2 separate regions of the Homo sapiens genome follow, and region 2 is linked to region 1. A link is a contact called in ENCODE Hi-C or POLR2A ChIA-PET data. All regions are on one chromosome and are shown on one strand. The core of a region is the stretch at or near the end of the contact, and the rest is flanking DNA. Distances in the headings are between cores, read along the strand shown. Region 1 holds the start of CHAF1B (chromatin assembly factor 1 subunit B). Region 2 holds the start of VPS26C (VPS26 endosomal protein sorting factor C).

The links. A loop is a pair of places that touch in the nucleus more often than their neighbours do. ChIA-PET counts read pairs that join two places held with the same protein, here RNA polymerase II (POLR2A). Pooled maps may share reads with other maps.
Region 2: a loop to region 1 is called in a pooled map, with 11 times the contacts of the local background. The contact joins the promoter of VPS26C here to the promoter of CHAF1B in region 1. A Hi-C loop is called at or near these places in 8 of 50 pooled maps. POLR2A ChIA-PET finds 5 or more read pairs at or near these places in 2 of 52 experiments (SK-N-SH and activated CD4-positive, alpha-beta T cell).

Annotation. Positions count from the first base shown.
Region 1 is chr21:36,383,079-36,387,027 of GRCh38, forward strand. It overlaps CHAF1B (chromatin assembly factor 1 subunit B), which reads left to right and starts at 2,314. Exons shown (of 14, transcript NM_005441.3): 1 at 2,314-2,373; 2 at 2,982-3,184. The coding sequence starts at 3,059. RefSeq lists silencers at 2,146-2,515, 2,546-2,645 and enhancers at 2,765-3,266, 3,267-3,766.
Region 2 is chr21:37,265,962-37,269,629 of GRCh38, forward strand. It overlaps VPS26C (VPS26 endosomal protein sorting factor C), which reads right to left and starts at 1,373. Exons shown (of 8, transcript NM_006052.2): 1 at 1,277-1,373. The coding sequence starts at 1,333. RefSeq lists silencers at 969-1,278, 2,019-2,178 and an enhancer at 1,419-1,478.

The DNA of each region.
Region 1 (3,949 bases), core at 1,064-3,563:
TATCAAAGCTTTTTTTTTTTTTTTTTTTGAGACAGAATCTCACTCTGCCACCCAGGCTGGAGTGCAGTGGTGCCATCTCAGCTCACTGCAACCTCCAAGTCCCGGGTTCAATGGATTCTCTTGCCTCAGCCTCCCTAGTATCCCGAGTAGCTGGGATTACAGGCACACACTACCACTCTGTATAGTTTTTGTATTTTTATAGAGAAGGGGTTTTGCCATGTTGGCCAGGCTGGTCTGGAACTCCTAGCCTCAAGCAATCTGCCTGCTTTGGCCTCCCAAAGCGTTGGGATTATAGATGTGAGCCACCATGCCCGGCTCAGATTTTGATTTTAGAATGTTCACACTTACAAATGGAAATTAAAATGCCTTGAGAAGTTTTTTTTCGAAGCTGAGTTAAGAGTTAGTCCCTTTATATCAATTTTCATTATTAAAAAGTTCTCAGGAACCAAATAACATTGGTCCCCTTAAATTGAGGCAGTTCTGCTCAAAATGGATGCTTGGGGCCCAAGCTGAACAACAGTGGTTGTTGAGGAATCTAGTTAGAATTGCGTTATAGGAATTCCCTTTTTTTTTTTTTTTTTTTTTTTTGAGACAGAGTCTCGCTCTCTCGCCCAGGCTGGAGTGCAGTGGCACGATCTCGGCTCACTGCAAGCCCCGCTTCCCGGGTTCACGCCATTGTCTTGCCTCAGCCTCCCGAGTAGCTGGGACTACAGGCGCCCGCCGCCACGCCCGACTAATTTTTTGTAATTTTTGTAGAGATGGGGTTTCACCATGTTAGCCAGGATGGCCTCGATCTCCTGACCTCATGATCCGCCCACCTCGGCCTCCTAAAGTGCTGGGATTACAGGCGTGAGCTACCGCGACCGGCAGGAATTCTTTAGTCCAACATTTGTGGTGCAAACTTTGAGGTTTTGAACAAATACTTTTTTTTTTTTTTTTGAGAAAATATTTGACAGCCCAGGGCCTCTCTCTAGAGCCGCATCCCCTGCCCGTGTTGGCTCATCAAGTTGGCACTGAAGTCGGATCTCTAAAATGTTCGCCAAGAAAGCCAACTCCTTCATGTACTTTTAATACTTAAAGCATGTGTTTTTATCTTTTAAATCCACAGTTCAGAGTCGTGACACTTCAAGAGGTGGGCAGATTATTCATTTGTGAATGAACAGCATTTATGAGAAATTTGGAGAAATTTTATGTTTGAGAGACACGAAGAATCCAGAGCTTTCCAAAACAGACTGATGATCACACCCACCGGGGAGTTTATGAAAATGCAAGCCCCTGGAGCACGGGCCTCTGCTGGATATTCGGAATCATGGGGCTGAGTAGGGCCAGGAATCTGTACTTTTAGAACAGCCATATTATCTAAAGTATATAGTCATTCCCAGTCCAAGCTCTGTAAATCCTGAAGAGAAAAATCTAAAAACTGCATATCCGGATTATGTTATTCTAGCTTCCTGTAGAAATCAGGCTTCAAGGAGCATACAGCCATTCTCATCAACATGAGACACGGATTTGTAGGCAATTTCTGTACCTTTCATAAAGCTGGCTAAAAGCATCAGCCGGTATTTATATAAGAATCCATGTCTGTTCTTTTTTTCCAAAAATCCTAGAGCAGTTGGCTCCTCAGATAACCCTGTGTGTTTCTTTTATCCAGTAAAAGCAGCGCATCCAGAGGTACTTGTTTCCTGGCCTTCTGCGAAGCCCACAGATAAATTAGGTCTCATTTGGAAACGTCCCATTTCGAAAAGCCTGAGGTATCTATCTCTGCCTACCGACTGATTTACAGCCTCACTTTAAAATGTTAGTCTGTTCTTAAAAAGGGTTTATAACTGCATCTACTATAATAATAAAATGTAAGCAACCTTGCGCTAGGTACTGAACAATTTCATAGCTTTGAACTCTCCAAAATGTTCTAGAAGCCAATACAGAAAACCCAAAAATCTCAGTTTTTGTTTGCAGAAGGGGCAAGAGAACCGGTTGTGTTAGCCCTCCAAGTGCCCAGCGCCAGCATAGGGTCTGTCTAACACACAGCCCAGGCTCTGTAAACCTTTGCTAAAAGAGCGAATCAACAAGGAATAAGTAATGGATAATAATAATAAATAATAATGAATCCATTCTTCCTTCGGTCGTGGGTCTGGCAGGCATAAATTCCGGCCGGGATTCCGACCCCAGGGCCAGAGCAGGACTCGCCTTGGCGTCTATGAGTGGGCGGGGCTTCCCTGGGGTACCGCCCACGTCGGGCGGGACCTGAGGGCCGCTGGAGGGGCGGGGCGTCTATGAGGTCCCGCCCATGCGGGGGCGGGGCCTGCGGCGCGCGGGAAGCGGCGCGCGCTGCGCGGGAGGTGACGGTGCCTCTGACTGTCCGGGTCCCTCCAGGTACGGCTTCCCTGGCCCGGGCAGCTCCGCGGCTCTTTTGGTCGCGTCGGTCCGGGCCAGAGGCCCTCGCCGAGGGCGGGCCCCTGGGCCCCGGGATAGCTCCGGAGCGGCGCGCGTTGGGGCGGCGGGGCCCCGTCCACCCCCGGCCCCGCGCGGCCTCCTCCCGGCGGCCTCAGTCCCAGCTTCCCGGGCCCAGCGCCCGGTCCCTGGGAAAGGCGGGGTTCTCCTCTCGCCCCGCCGCCCCGGTCCCCTACCCCGTTTGGCCCCCTCTTCCGGGAGGCTCCTCCCGGGGCGGGCCCCTCCCCGGGCTCTCAGGGCGCGCCCCTAGCCCCTACTAAGCGGGGACAGGCCGTGCAGACGGCCGGGGCCCCTAGGTAGCCTTTACCTGGGTGTTTCGTTTTGCTTTTCTGGATGTAGCGGCGTATCATAAACTTGTGGATGTCAGGACCCAGCGAAGCATTTTAGGTGGAGCTAGCAAGGTGTTATTGTCAGATGGCAACGTTAACATCCTTTCCCAATGCAGTGTGCATTTTAAATGGCTCCTGGCCCCTATTCAGCGCTCAATAACCCTTTGCTGCTGTTAACACTGTTGTTTAATCCATCACCAGCATTTTGCAGCTTTCTCCTGTCTTGAAGAAGTAGAACGGTGCCCGAGAAACGTTTTTCCCCTTCGAGACTCAGGAGGATGAAAGTCATCACTTGTGAAATAGCCTGGCACAACAAGGAGCCCGTGTACAGCCTGGACTTCCAGCATGGGACGGCTGGGAGGATCCACAGACTGGCGTCTGCCGGCGTGGACACCAATGTCAGGGTAAACTGGGGCAGAGATAGACATCCGGGAACACTGCTTGAAGCAATAGTTTTCATTCTTTTACTTAAAACCAGTGTCGGCTGGGCGCGGTGGCTTACGCCTGTAATCCCAGTGCTTTGGGAGGCTGAGGTGAGAGGATCGCTTGAGTCCAGGAGTTCGACACCAGCCTGGGCAACAGCCAGACATGAAAAAGTAGCGGGACGTGGCAGTGTGCAGCTGTAGGCCCAGCTACTTGGGAAGTTGAAGTGAGAGGATCGCTTGAGCCTAGGAGTTTGAAGCAAGCAACGATCACTCCACTGCACTCCAGCCTGGGTGACAGAGCCAGACCCTTCTCTTAAGTAAATGAATGAATGAATTAACGTATGTCAACAAACTAAACTACTTTGTCATCTAGCCCAGAATGCTAAATTTCCAGGGCCTGCGGTGAACAATGAAAGCAAAAGAGAGCTGCTTTCTTTTTTTTTTTTTTGAGACGGAGTCTTGCTCTGTTGCCCAGGTGGGAGTGCAGTGGTGCAATCTCGACTTACTGCAACCTCTGTCTCCCAGGTTCAAGCTATTCTCCTGCCTCAGCCTCCCAAATAACTGGGACTACAGCCGCTCATCACCACACCTGGCTAATTTTTGTATTTTTAGTAGAGATGGGGTTTTACCATGTTGGCCAGGCTGGTCTCAAACTCCTGACCTCAGGTGATCCACCCACCTTGGCCTCCCAAAGTGCTGGGATTACAGGCCTGAGCCACCATGCCCGGCTCTGCTTTCTTATTT
Region 2 (3,668 bases), core at 123-2,622, 880 kb after region 1:
GGCTGGAGTGCAGTGGCACAATCTCGTCTCACTGCAGCCTCCGCCTCCCGGGTTCCAGCGATTTTTCTGCCTCAGCCTCCCTGGTAGCTTGGATTAGAGGCGTCCGCCACCACGCCCGGTTAATTTTTGTATTTTTAGTAGAGACCAGGTTTCACCATGTTGGCCAGGCTGGTCTCGAACTCCTGACCTCAGGTGATCCGCCCGCCTCGGCCTCCCAAAGTGCTGGTAATACAAGCGTGAGCCACCGCGCGGGCCAGATTTTTCCCTTTGTAATTAACCATCAAGGGGATGACCATTTGAGCTTGTGTAAATAAGAGCAGGCTTCCCTAGTTGTCTTTTGCCCAAAAGTTTTAGCATCCATCCAAGACCTTTGTCTGAAATTCTGTCCCTTTTGAGATTACTTTGCATTAATATGACCAACCACTGCGATCAATTTTATTCCAAAGAGTGTTGGGGCTGTGATTTCAACCCTAGCTGCACATATATCACCGGTATCGCTGGGAGTGGAACCCAAGCAATCATATTTTAAAATTCTCCAGGATGACTGATTCTGATGTAGAGTAAGGGTTGAGATTCCCCGAGTTAGAGGAACCTTACAACACCCTCATTTGCAAATAAGGACACTGAGGCCCAAGGAGGTTAAATGACTGGCCAATGTCACAAAACCTGTTAATGGCATAGTCAAGATTTTACTTTTTTATACTTGCATTTTAATAGCCATTCCTTTGTGTCAGTCGAAGAATAAAACCAGAAAAAGCAGTAACTTTCGTAGTATGTTAGTATGTTGTTAAAAGTGACTACCATCTAATATATGCTGCCGCCAGACATACCCATTTCTGCTTCCAAGGTTTGTTTTAGCTTTCGTTCATTAGACCTTTGCGGTCACCTTAGGAGAGAGGGAAAGGGGAGTTTGGTCGTCAACTCCTCCGCCCTCAGCGCTCACTGAGGGAGCTCAAGCCTGAGAACCCAACACCGCCGGGTGTTCAAGGGGCCAGATGGGAAGAGCGCAGCCCCGGAGCTGGGCGCCTGCCCTGCACGTCCCGCAGATGCGGCGGCGGCGCCTGCCCTGGGGCCTCCTCGCAGGGCAGCCAGCCTCGCGCGGGAAGCACCTGGCGGGGACGCACCTGGCGGGAACGCACCCACCTTGGCGGAGACGCACCTGGCGGGACAGCCCTGCCCCGCCTAGGGACGCGGGACGTGCGCAGAGCGATGGAGACAGCGGAACCTGCAGACCCGCCCAACCCCACCTCCATCCCCACCCCCAGCCCCCACTTACCCCGGCGTGATAAACTTTATTCGCTCTTTTAATCTTGATGTCCAGGGCGGTCCCCATCTCCAATTCTCCGCAGCAGCCGCCACTTCCGGCTGCGCGTGACCCCAGGGAAACAAGGGGCGCCTCCCCGCTTCGTTCTGGGCCCCGCCCCTTTCCCTCTCTGCCGGCAGTGGCTCACGTGACCTCGCAGCGGCGTCGCACACACTCCCTAGCTCCGAGGGGCGAATGCCCACGCCTTCCTCCTTCCGGCACAAGAGCCGGCCTTAGTGCGGGCCGAAGCGCTGTCACGGTTCACCCCGCCCCCTCTGGGCGTGAAAGACGGGGCCAAGCTAGCCCCACCCCTTCCGTAGGGACAGTCTTACGCCGGAAATGCTCCTTTGCTGTCCGGGTTAGCGGAGGGAGGGAGGAACGGCTCTCCCCGCGTGCCCCGCGGCTGGAGGCGGAGCCGAGCCTGTCTGTCGGTTGCAGCCTGCGCAGGAAGGATGACGCTCCCGTCAGGCTGTGCGGCGCAGACGGTCGCCCAATGGAGTTGTCTTTCAGGAGGTTTTAACTTGGTAATGCCTGCCCTCCTCAAATGTCCTTAGTCTCCTCAACTCTAGCCCTCCACCGCTTTCTCCCTGGGGTTCTGAAGAGCCGGCGCCCCCTTGTCTGTCTGCGGCCAGGCGCCGCACCCTGCCCTTCCCGCGGGAGCGGTTCCGGTCACCCTCAGGGGTGCGGCCCCTGCGTGCTAGTCCTGCAAAGCGCTGATTGGCCGGCGGCTCGGTTGCCTCGCGTCCCAGCGCCAGCTGGGCCTAGGGCCAAGGTCTCGGGAAGCGCCGGGTGACCTCGCTCCTCTCGGAGCCGCGGGCGCTGGGTCACCCGCCAGCCGGGCTCCGCGGGCCGCGAGGGATTGTGGGTGTTCCCCAGGCGCGTGTCCTGGAACCGGGTGTTAAATATTCAGATCCGTGCGCCCCGCGTGAAGGGTGGAAAGGCACGGCCCCCAGGCTCTGGGGCTTGGAGATTGGTTGCAAATGAAAGACTGAAAGCTGGAGTGAATCTGCCTATTATTTTTATTCCCAGCAACAGCTGACCCCAGATACAGTTTGTGGGGGTGGGGGGCGTTACTGCAGGGCAGGGCAGTGCACTGTTAACGTACTTCGTTTATTGAGTTAAAATCTCTTGTAAATGTTATAAATGAGGATTTTGCCAATAAGCAGAAGGTCAAATTTCATTTTGACAAATGATTTAATTAAATAATGCGGTGAAAAGTGCTTTTTGTTTAAATTCTTTGCTTTTTGTTTAAATTCTTTGATTCTGATCATTATTTTTTAAAGTGCATTGCTTTTGGGATAACATCAGAAACTATCTGTAAAAAGAATTAGTATCACGAATGCCTCCCTCTTAAGAATATAAAATGTTTTACAGGCCAGCAGTGATGGTGCTGCAGCTACAATTGCATTTGAAGGTTAATAAATGGTATTTTCAAATATTCAGGTCTTGGTTTGCAGCTCCTCTCTGCCCTCAGGGCTTTGGTCTCTGTCTTCAATGTTTTCCTGGCAATTCAAAACTCAGCGATTTTAGAACAATTCATTAGGGACTTGAAAATCACAGTCTAGTCTATTTGAATTCAAGAAGTGGATCCCTTTCCGCTAGACTCACCCATCATTTTCAAGTGGTAAAAAATCAATCTCAGTAGACACTGCAGAGAAACAGGAAAAGAAACACATGTATCAACATTGTATACTTGGTTTTTTTGTTTTGTTTTGTTGTTGAGACGGAGTCTCGCTCTGTCGCCCAGGCTGGAGTGCAGTGGTGCTATCTTGGTTCACTGCAACCTCCGCCTCCCAGGTTCAAGCGATTCTCCTGCCTCAGCCTCCCGAGCAGTTGGGACTACAGGCATGCGCCACCATTCCCAGCTAATTTTTGTATTAGTAGAGATGGGGTTTCACCATGTTGGCCATGCTGGTCTCGAACTCCTGACCTCATGATCCACCCGTCTCGGCTTCCCAAAGTGCTGGGACTACAGGGGTGAGCCACTGCGCCCAGCCTCCAATCGCTATCCTTTTAAATCTTTTCCATCCCTCACTCACACCTTAGATGATACCTTAACTTTCTGGTCCATTTGAGTTACCAAAAATCAGACCGTGTTAAAGTGTCGATCTCATGTCTCAAGTGGGACCCTAAATCCCTTAGTGTGAGTGGGAAGGTGCAAAGCGTGGTTCTGGCATGCAGACACTTCTCAACGTACCTCTGCAAGGCCTGGCTTCTGTGTTGAGATAAGGAAGAGGAGAGAAAATGAGACAAATATCTCTTAACTAGCCACTGCTGAATTTTCTTAGTTGATTCCTGCCTCTCTGGTAACTGTCTCGTTTAAAATTCCTTTCGTGGGGTACAGATGGGGAGGTCGGGTGGGGCC